Linked DNA regions of Homo sapiens: region 2 is linked to region 1. A link is an interaction called in ENCODE POLR2A ChIA-PET data of the cell type or tissue named here. Cell type or tissue: OCI-LY7. All regions are shown on one strand. Links, peaks and the distances in the headings refer to the core of each region. The heading gives the core; the rest is flanking DNA. Region 1 overlaps ANKRD17 (ankyrin repeat domain 17). Region 2 overlaps ANKRD17 (ankyrin repeat domain 17).

Region 1 (5,394 bases), core at 299-5,298:
AGAGGAAGAATAAACGTTTACCTTTAGGGATTTTTAGATAACATTTTTTTTTAAATGTTTATTTTTAGGGATAAAGATAAAACATTTACTCTTCCTCTTCTTTTTCTCTCTTACAGGTACACATTTGTTTTTGAAATATGTTCATTAAAAAAGTATTACAAATGTTTACACACTAAACTATTACACAAGTAACCTATCTGATTTTAGTCTAACGGGTTAAAAATACAGAAAAAAAAGAAAGAAAATAATTGTCAACGATTTTTTTTTTTAATTTAGGAGACAGCTTTCTCTGTTGCTCAGGGTGGAATGCAGTGGCATGTGATCATAGCTCACGGTAGCCACAAACTCTTGGGCTCAAGCAACCCTCTTGCCTCAGCCTCCTGAGTATCTGGGGCTACAGGTGTTCACCATTACACCTAGCTATATTTTTGTTTTACCTTTTATTAGCTTTTATAGAACACATGTCAATATTGGATTTTATGCTTGAACCTGGGAGGCGGAGGTTGCAGTGAGCCTAGATTGTGCCACTGCACTCCAGCCTGGGCGTCCGAGTGAGACTCCATCTCAAAAAAAAAAAAAAAAAAAAAAATATATATATATATATATATATATATATATATATCTGTAGGATTTTAAATAGGTTTAAGGACCAAAGAGTTGTATAAAACTACAGGGCAAAAAAGGGCTGTAGATACAATTCTACAATGAAGAGATCTGATAATTACATACTAACCACACGGCCATGCTTTCCACAGCCAATACTGGAACAATTTATCATTTTTTCTTTTTTTTTAAGGAGACAGGAGATTGCTCTGTTGCTCATAGCTCACCCCAGCCTCCATCTACTGGGCTCAAGTGATCCTCCTGCCTCAGCCTCCCAAGTAGGTGGGATTACAGGTACATGCCACCACACCCAGCTTTTTTATTTATTTTTGTAGAGGCAAGGTCTCACAATGTTGCCCAGGCAGGTCTTAAATTTCTGGCCTCAAATGAGCCTCTTGTCTCAGTCTCCCAAAGTGTTGGGATTACAAGTGTGAGCCACCACATCCAGCCAATCTGTCATTGATAAAATGCAGTGTGAGGTTCAAAACATCACCTATATGATGCTCCTTCCTGAAATATTTGATCTGAATCTAATCATGGATTGACATAATCACTGAATTAAACTTGCCCACAGAGTCAATGTCAAGAATTACAGAGGAAGGCAGTAGAATACTTTAGACAGAGGGAGACCAAAGACACATAACAACCAAAAGTAATGTGTGAATCTTGATTGAGTCTTGGATCAAATGGCAAGGAAAAGAGACACACATAGTCAGAAAGAATATATTTGGGAAAATGGCATTTTATGTTGGGTGTTATTATCAAATTCATCCTCATTTTATTGGGTGCAGTAATAGTGGCATAGCTGTGAAGGCAAACATTGTGAAGATCCATATCAAAGTATTTAGGGGTAAAGTATCATGTTTGAAAGTTATCTTCTCATGATTTGACAAAAGATGGGGAAGAAAAGAAAATAGAGATAGGATAGAAAGGGGGAAAAGGAGGAAAGAAGGATGAAGAAGGGGAGAGACAGGTAAGACAAGACAAGAGAGGGGGAAGAAAAGGAAGCAGCAAAAGAGAGGAAAAAAAAGGAGGGAAGAAGGAAAAGGGGAGAGAGGAAGGGAGGGGAGTGAGGGAGAGAGTTTGAAAAGATGTTAACAAGCAGAGAATATATTAATAAATGTGGAAATACCAAGTATTTACTATGCTGCTTATTCTGTCCTTAGATCTTTATGTGACTTAAATAACTTTTCAAAATACAAACTATAAAAACAGATCTGAGTCTAAAATACAAATAATCAAATTATTTACATAAGAAAAGTTAAACAAAGGAAGAAAAATATGGAACACAAAATGAATTAGGAAGAAGTAGAGAGAAGTGAAAATTAGGATCTGAGAGAGGTTTAGGAGAAAATAAAAGGACATACTTCCTATGTAATAAAAGGAGTATCTTTAACTCAAAATGACCTGAATTAGGTAATTGACTTGTAAGTTAAACTTCAATGCTAATTTTGGCTCTCATCAACTATACACTCCCTAAAAACCTCACCTTTCTTACAGAGGTCTTTCTTCTATACCTTTTCAAAAAATAGGAATTTATTTTTTTGTTCTCTAAAGCTTAATTTTAGCCTTTCTGAATCCCACACCTAGATTATCACATTTTTGGAAAGGTAAAGTATTAAATTCCAACTACTATAAAAATCAAACTTAAAGCATTTCCTACGCACTGGCACATAATGATCTAAAATCTAATTATATTGATTCTATTGTTTTAATATAAAATAAATTATTTTTCATAGTACACATAAATATTTCAGTTGACTTTTAGCAAAGAATATTTACTGACCACCTTCATTAAATTTTATTTACATGTTACAGAAATAGGTAAAAATAACATTGAGTTCCCATTAAACTTGGAAATTTTTGTCCCGGAATGTCATATTTCCAATAACACAGATAACGAGTTGGCAACCAAGAGCCAAATACCAAATATTTTAGGCTTTGCAGGTCACATGGTCTCTGTCCCAGCTACTCAATTCTGTCATTGTAGCATAAAAGTAGCCTTATACAATATGCAAATGAATGGGCATTGCTGTGTTTCAGTAAAGCTTTCTCTACAAACACTGAAATTAAAATTTCATATTTTGTGTTGCATGTTTATTCTTTTTAAATTTTTTTTTTTTTTTTTGAGACAGGGTCTCCACCCAGGCTGGAATGCAGAGGTGTGATCTCAGCTCACTGTAACATCTGCCTCTAGGGCTCAAGTCATCCTTCCACCTCAGCCCCCCAAGTAGCTGGGACTACAGGTATGCACCACCATGCCCAGCTAATTTTTATATTTTTGTAGAGATGGGGTCTCCCCTTAAGCCCAGGCTGGTCTGGAACTCCTGGGCTTAAGCAATCGACCCACCTCAGCCTCCCAAAGTGCTGGGATTACGGGCACAAGCCACCGTGCCAAGCCTATTCTTAAAAAAAAAAATTTTTTTTTAAACATTTAAGAAATGTAAAAACAGGCAGCAGGCCAAATTTGGCCCATAGACCATAGTGTGTCCATCTCTTACGTGGACTATCTTTAATTACTTGAAATGCTTATATTAAAACCCAACAGCTTTAAATGGAAACTGGCATCCTGGATTAGATCCTACAATAGAAAAAGGATATTACTTGAAAAACTTGTGAAATCTGCCTAAAATCTGTAGTCTAGTTAGTAGTACTACACCAATATTAATTTTTTTAGTTTCGAAATGTATCATGGTTATGTAAGATGGTCACATGAAGGGAAGCTGAGGAATTATAGAATTCTTCTATAAATCTAAAAATATTTTAAAGTAAAAAGTTTTTTTTAAAAAAGCAATAGCTTACAATCAGGAGATCTTTGTATCTTCTACATATATCAGTGTTGCCCAGTAGAATTTTGGATAATAGAAATGTTCTAGATCTTTGCTGTCCAATATGGTAGCTACCAGCCACAAGTGTTTTTTAAGCACTTAAATATGGGTAGCCTAAGAAGCTAATTTTTTTATTTTTAAAATTTTCATTAATTTAAATTTAAAAAGTACACATGGTTATTGGCTACCATATCAGACTGTGTAGCTCTATTTTTAAAATTATTTTAGAAATAAAAAAGATAATGCGAAATGAAACCCAATTTTTTAAATCTGTTATTTTGTATTTGTAATAAATGTAAACTTTTGGTGACAGTACCTTATTAAATTAAAACATGAAAGACTTCTGAGAGAGAAAAACACGCCTAGGCCAGGAACTGTGGCTCACGCCTGTAATCCTAGCACTTTGGGAGGCCAAGGTGGGTGAATCACCTGAGGTTGAGAGTTCGAGACCAGCTTGGTCAACATGGTGAAACCCCATCTCTACTAAAAATACAAAAATCAGCCAGGCATGGTGGTGCACGTCTGTAATCCCAGCTACTCGGGAGGCTGAGGCAGGAGAATCACTTGAATCTGGGAGGCAGAGGTTGCGGTGAGCTGAGATCATGCCACTGCACTCCAGCCTGGGTGACAGAGCGAGACTCTGTCTCAAAAAGCAAACAAACAAAAAAACCCCGCCTGATCAGAAGACTTATTTATGGAAAATTAAATAAAAATCTATGGTAGCTTTTAAAAAGATTTTTAAAAATAACACCATACTAAACACAAACAACAGCATCTGAGTTAACTAAATCCAACAATCTTTGTCTATATCGTCCAGAGAATAAAAATATTAGAAAATGACCAAGAATTTTCACATCACTTGTGCAAATGAACAGCTGCAGAATCTCAGAAAATATAAACTCACCTGAGGGACTTGGAGCAGGTCTCTGTAATGGTGGTCTAAAACCTGGAGCTTTGGAAGTATCAGACTGATGTAAAGGATCTGAATTTGGCAAATATGAGGATTTTCCTGATAGCATAGATTCTGGTGTTGACTGAGATGAAACAACAGATCCTCCCCAGAAGGCATGAGCAGAAGTAGGGCTGTTTTCAAACAATGTGCTAAAGGGCCCAAATGGTAAGGGGGCACTGAAATTGGGAGCAATAGGCTTATTTGCTGGATGTACTGAATTCTGACAAGCACTTTGTGTACTTAAGGTCGAAGGTAGCTGGACAGAAGAGGGAACACTGTGAGGTCTTTTAATGTGATTGACACTGAGGACTGCAACAGATGAATTTTGCACTGAAGCTGAATTCTTGTGAGGGGCAGTTGTGCCATGAGGGGGTGGTCTAATAGCAGGGGTTTCCATTTTAGGAGTAGGCTGGGGGCATCCCATTGGTGTCTGAGGCATAGGGTAAGTCACTGGGGCAGTAGAAGGCACCGCCACTGGAGCAGAACTTGTTGCTAAAGGAGGAACAGTCATTCTAACTTCCGGGGGAGGAACCTGAGACTGCTGAAGAGGTGGTCTTGGTTCCTGAGAAACAGATCCCGGAGGTTGTTGCTGATTAGAATGAGCTGATGAACTCCCAGAAGAACTGCTGCTGTTTGGAGGTCTAGTGTTTGTTGTTTCTACTACTGGTGGACTACCTGCTTCCTGTTCGGAGGAAGATGCCACTTTATTTGGAGATGCTGATCCACAATCCAAAGGGCTGTTTCTAGAAACCCCTCCTGGCTGGGCTGGTGGTGATGGGGAAGATGGGGATGATACTGGATAGTGTTCTTTGGCAGTAGGCATAGGATATGTGGCATTTGTGGGTGCAGTGTTGTTGTTGCTTGCCGTGGTTGTGACTGTTGTTGTGGTGGCATTGGATGTCTTCACAACTGTGACAAAAAGCTGCCTTCGGACAGAAGGTGAACTTGGACTGCCATTTGTAGATGTACCAGGCACCGTTGAAGCTGATGAACTGGTTGTAGTTGTTGGGC
Region 2 (5,394 bases), core at 281-5,280, 98 kb after region 1:
ATCCCAGCATTTTGGGAGGCCAAGGCGGGCAGATCACCTGAGGTCAGGAGTTCGAGACCAGCCTGGCCAACATGGTGAAAGCCTATTGCTATTTAAAATACAAAAATTAGCCAGGTGTTGTGGCAGGTGCCTGTAATCCTAGCTACTCAGGAGGCTGAGACAGGAGAATCACTTGAATCTGGGAGGCAGAGGTTGCTGTGAGCCAAGATAGCGCCATTGCACCCAGCCTGAGGGACAAGAGCTAGACTTCCTCTCAAAAAAAAAAAAAAAAAAAAAAAAAGAAAAGAAAACTAGTATATTTTAATTAACTGATACCATACATACAAACTCCAACTTAACAAATAACTACAAATTACATACTAAGTGCAAAGCAGTAGGCTACTCATTGGATTATACAAACACAAAAATAATTTTGTTATAATCAATACCTTCCATAAATACACAATAAAGAAAGGCAACTCTATGTGCAAATAACTATCAAACAAGTTTGAAAGAAGTACTAAACAGATACTAATACAGTGATTGTGCAGAGAAATGAGAAAACAATTATGAATGAGAGTGCTAAAAGCAATGATGCTTCAGGAAGATGGCGCCTTTCAATACTGTGCTGCGTTCAGAATTTATATTAAGTTACTGAAGGATTTAAGCATTAAGGCAAATAACTGGTAAAATAAAGATAATTAGAGACCATGTTAAAGATCATTTTAGACAGCTGTGACACCAGAGACAAAACAACCAATTACGAACTTAAGTAAAACAAATGCATTATGTGAGGTGAAGATGGAAAAAAGGGCCAGTCTCTAAGCATAAACATACTTTATAAAAGTAAAATGCTGGCAACCGCAAAATTTAGACTTCTTTACATTCAACACTAACCCCATCCCCCATCTGATGTTTTCCGAAGAAAAAATAATAATAAATAAAAAATATTTAAAAAATAAATAAAAAATATTTATTATTGTTTTTGTTGTTCTGGAAAATACCCTATTTATCAATGAATCTCAAAAGCTGGTAATAAATAAAAATATTTATTATTGTTTTTGTTGTTCTGGAAAATACTCTATTTATCACTGAATCTCAAAAGCTGGTAATCTGAATTTTAAACCAGTAATCTACATTTCAGAAAAGGTGTTCTAAATTTTGACTATATTATAAAAGCATTTTAAAACAAATAATCCCCACACTTATTCCAGGAAAAGAAGTTATCTTCAGTCAAAAATTTACCATACTTAAAATTTTAAGATCTCTTAATAAATCCAGTCAATGCAGAAAAATCCCTCCAAAAAGATTTTATATTTTTTCTAAATTTTTCTTTTAGTAAGTGTCAATGATTGATTTTTAGGACCAATTTAGACATTTCAGTAACATAAAATGGGTTTACAGACATAAATCCATAACTAACACCACTTTGGCTACAAAAAATAAAAGTTCATTAGAAATGACTTACGGCTATCATTATGGGATGAATTATATAACTCATACATATAAAACATATTCACTGATATTCAAAGCACAGGCTATGTGAACATAATTGAAGGCAACAACAGTCTTAATTTTGGTTTTATCAATATGAAATACATTTTACATATGAATACATATTTTAAAAACTGAATATTAAAAAGTGAATAGAAAAATTAAGAAACTTGAGTTTATGATCATTTTATGACAGTGACTGAATAAATTCTTAATTTATTAAGAAATTATAATAATTTCTGGCTCTCAAGTAAGCCTGGAAAAATATGGCTATCTGCTCTTATAGTTCTTTGAATACTGATAAGCAGATTTACACATAAAATAAGAAATAAGAAGTATTCATAATTGTAAAGTCATCACAATTTAGTCTCTTCTGAACATGACCCAGAAATAATTCCTTTTGTCTGTATTTTTTATAGTCTTAAATAAGGGTAAACTTTGATAAAATACCACAATTCTTAATGGGGTAAATTATTCCAAAATTAATACAATTCAAATATTTTTTCTATACATACAAAGACAAAATCTTCAGTAATGTCACAGAACACTAATCCAAGTATAAGACTGAAATTTGAAAAGTTGAAAGAAAATAAAAACCCACTTAAAGAAATAAAATCTTTCTTGTAAAAAGAATGGTCAATGATTCATTATGGTATTCTGAGATTATAGTAAATAAAACTAAAGTGAACCTCATTAAAGATAATTTACCTTTCAAAAAGTCTATTTACAGAATAAACCACTGATCTATTCTTATATTTTTTCATTCATACTTGTCTATCAATTTGACAAATATTAAGCAGCTACTATAATCTAGGAATCAGTGATATAACAGTTAACACAGCTTTGTTCTATAGCACTTTCGTAAAACGTGACTTCTTATGCTTCAAACTGCTATTTGCCTGCAACAATTGAGTATGACATTACTAACAATTCAATATAAAATTTTTAACATAAACTTTACAAAGTGGACAAATTATGAATATTTCAAATAAGACAAAGTTCTATGGAATTCTCAAATCTAGAGTTTCTAAGTGGTTTTTCTGTAACAGAATTAAAGTTATATGGTTTGTCAAAAATTCTCCCAAAATTACTTATCAATAGTAGGATGCAATTCAATTATGAATTTAGCCTGCTCCAGGAATTATCATTTATCAATTATTGTAAAAGCAGCTGCAGAATATAAATATTCTTATAAGATGGCTTTACAACACACACAGATACACACACACACATATATACACACCACAAAACCTGTAGTCATAAGCCTGGTGACATTTCAAACTTCTAAGGATATAAAGTCTAGAAAACTTCCAGGATGGTAGCAGTGGGGACCTGTTAGGGGTCAGACTGACATCAGACTTCCTAAATACAGCACCAGATGCTAGAAGATATCTGTGCAATTAAAAGTTCTGATGAACAGTTTGAAAGTAAAATTCCAAACTGTATAATGAAATTTTTTTAGGTATGTAAACACTATGAAATTTAAAAGCCACAAACATTTTCTGAATTTAGAGAAAATATTACTTCAAGAAGAAAAACCCATCCAAGAAAGGGGCAGCCTTGGAATTGCAAGACTAAGCAGCTAGAAAAGAAACCAGTATAATACAACGTATTTTTAATATCTCAGGTAATTCTTAATATATGATTCACTAAAGTTATAAAAGTGGAAGTGAGACAGGAAAATGGGGTCTGTTGGCAGGGAACATAAGGCCGAGTCACATTTCGGCTGTAACAGGAAATATCCTCTCTGTTAGAGTATATGCCATAAATGACTTTGTAACTTTACTTCATCTCCTCCATTTACATAGGACATACTGAAGTAACCAATGGAATCCTCTAGAGGGGACTTAAACTCTCAAAAATTCTGTAAGGAGGCCTTTGAGCACCAATGCTTGGGCCTGCTCCCACACTGTTGAGTGTACTTCCATTTTCAATAAATCCCGTCATTCCTTCCTTGCTTTGTTTGTGTGTTTTGTCCAATTCTTTGTTCCAGATGCCAAGAACCTGGACATCCTCCACTGTTAACAGAAGTATATAACATAAATATATCACAAAGATTTCTGATTATTTTGAAAATATGAAAGCCAGGATTCAAATGAAATAATGCCAAAAGCCTATGTTCTAGGGCAGTGCTCCCCAACCTTTTTGACACCAGAGACCAGTTTCATGGAAGACCATTTTTCCAGGGGCAGGATAAAGAGGATTTAGAAATAGAAGTAATTAACTGTAATACTTATATTTCATAGTGAACTAGAACTTAGTATATCACAAACAGAGAAAAGTCTTTAAAAACAAAAACCTGATCATATCTTAAGCAAAACAGAAAATCTCAACACATTTCAAAATGAAGAAATTATACAAGGGCACATTCTTGGTCCATAAAGTTGAAAGAAACTAAAACTTAGCTATAAGATGACGACACTACTTTAAAATTTAAAAAGAAAAGGAAAAAAAAAGCCTACTATTAACTCTCAGAATACAGAGTAAATGAAAAATAAAATTATAAGCATATTATTTCATATGGGATTTAGCCATAGCGATCTTTAAAGAAAAATTTAGGCCAGGTATGGTGGCTCACACCTGTAATCCCAGCATTTTGGGAGGCCAAGGTAGGCGGATCATGAGGTCAGGGGTTCGAGACCAGCCTGGCCAATATGGTGACTCCTCATCTCTACTAAAAATATAAAAATTAGCCGGGCATGGTGGTATGCGCCTGTAGTCCCCGCTACTCAGGAGGCTGAGGCAGAAGAATTGCTTGAACCCGGGAGGCAGAGGCTGCAGTGAGCCGAGATTGTGCCACTGCACTCCAGCCTGGGCGACAGAGTGAGACTCCGTCTAAAAAAAACAAAAAAGAAAAGAAAAATTTAGAGCTTGAAATGTATTAAATTCATTAGAACCTGAGATTTAAAATAAATAAATGAAAAGCTTCAAAATAGAATACAAATCAAAATGCATCAACATAATTTATAATGAAAAAACAAAAATGAGAAAATTGAGAAGAGGTAAAAGTTTCATTAATAAAACCAAACACAGTTTCTTGGGTAAAGTCTAGAAAGAGGATATAAGCCTTTGGCGAGAATGATTATGAAAAATGAGAGACAGAGAAAAATATAAGGAGTTATTAAAGTCAGAAAGTTGAGCACATCTATGAATCAATAAATCTAAAAGTCTTAAACAAAATGGATGGTTTTCTAGAAAGAAAGATAATCAAAATTAACTCAAGAAATGGTAGACAACCTAAGTAGAATATGTCCACTGAAGCAACGTCAATGACAGATAAATCTAACCCTTCAAAACGGCACCTAAACCCAAATGAATTTAGAGGCAACTTCTATCAAAATTACATAGCATTATTATAACATTTAAGGAATAGAGCACTACTTTTTTATTTACAAGGCCCAGAAAACAGATGGAAAAACTCTCTAGTTCATTATAGATAGCCAATTAACAAACCTAAACGAGATAACAACAACAACAACAAAAACCCAATAGCAAATTAAATTTAGTAGTAGTATAAAAGACAACTACAAGAAAGGGGATAATAGAGAACACTAAGAAATATAATCCTTTCTTTTTTCTGTTTCTCTGTCACAAATCTCACACACACACAAATAAAATTAATCATACATATACGGTGATATTCCTCTGCCTGGAATGTTTTTTTTTTTTTTTTTTTTGAAACGGAGTCCCACTCTGTTGGAGTGCAGTGGCGCCATCTTGGTTCACTGCAACCTCCATTTCCTGGGTTCAAGCTATTTTCCCACCTCAGCCTCCTGAGCAGCTGGGACTACAGGCGGTCACCACCATGCCTGGCTACCATTCCGCCCCCTCAGCCACCCAAAGTGCTGGCATTACAGGCGTGAGCCATCGCACTCAGCTGTCTGGAATGCTTTTCCCAACCCTTTCGTTCTTCAGGTCTTA

Evidence for each region. Peaks named below come from ENCODE experiments on the same cell type or tissue, not always from the same donor. Only the 100,000 strongest peaks of a DNase experiment are listed, where the experiment ranks them.
Region 2: POLR2A ChIA-PET joins it to region 1 with 6 read pairs; 3 of 35 experiments call an interaction of 5 or more read pairs at or near these places.

What each region holds. Positions count from the first base shown.
Region 1 is chr4:73,086,332-73,091,725 of GRCh38, forward strand. It overlaps ANKRD17 (ankyrin repeat domain 17), which reads right to left. Exons shown (of 34, transcript NM_032217.5): 29 at 4,336-5,394. Among named protein-coding and RNA genes, the nearest start is that of COX18, 19 kb to the left of the region's middle. In OCI-LY7, for the core only: no CTCF peak of the experiment used is centred there; no DNase peak of the experiment used is centred there; H3K4me3 peaks cover 86 bases; H3K27ac peaks cover 200 bases.
Region 2 is chr4:73,184,274-73,189,667 of GRCh38, forward strand. The region is part of intron 1 of ANKRD17 (ankyrin repeat domain 17); the gene reads right to left. Among named protein-coding and RNA genes, the nearest start is that of ANKRD17, 72 kb to the right of the region's middle. In OCI-LY7, for the core only: no CTCF peak of the experiment used is centred there; a DNase peak (open chromatin) is centred at 3,238; H3K4me3 peaks cover 358 bases; H3K27ac peaks cover 902 bases.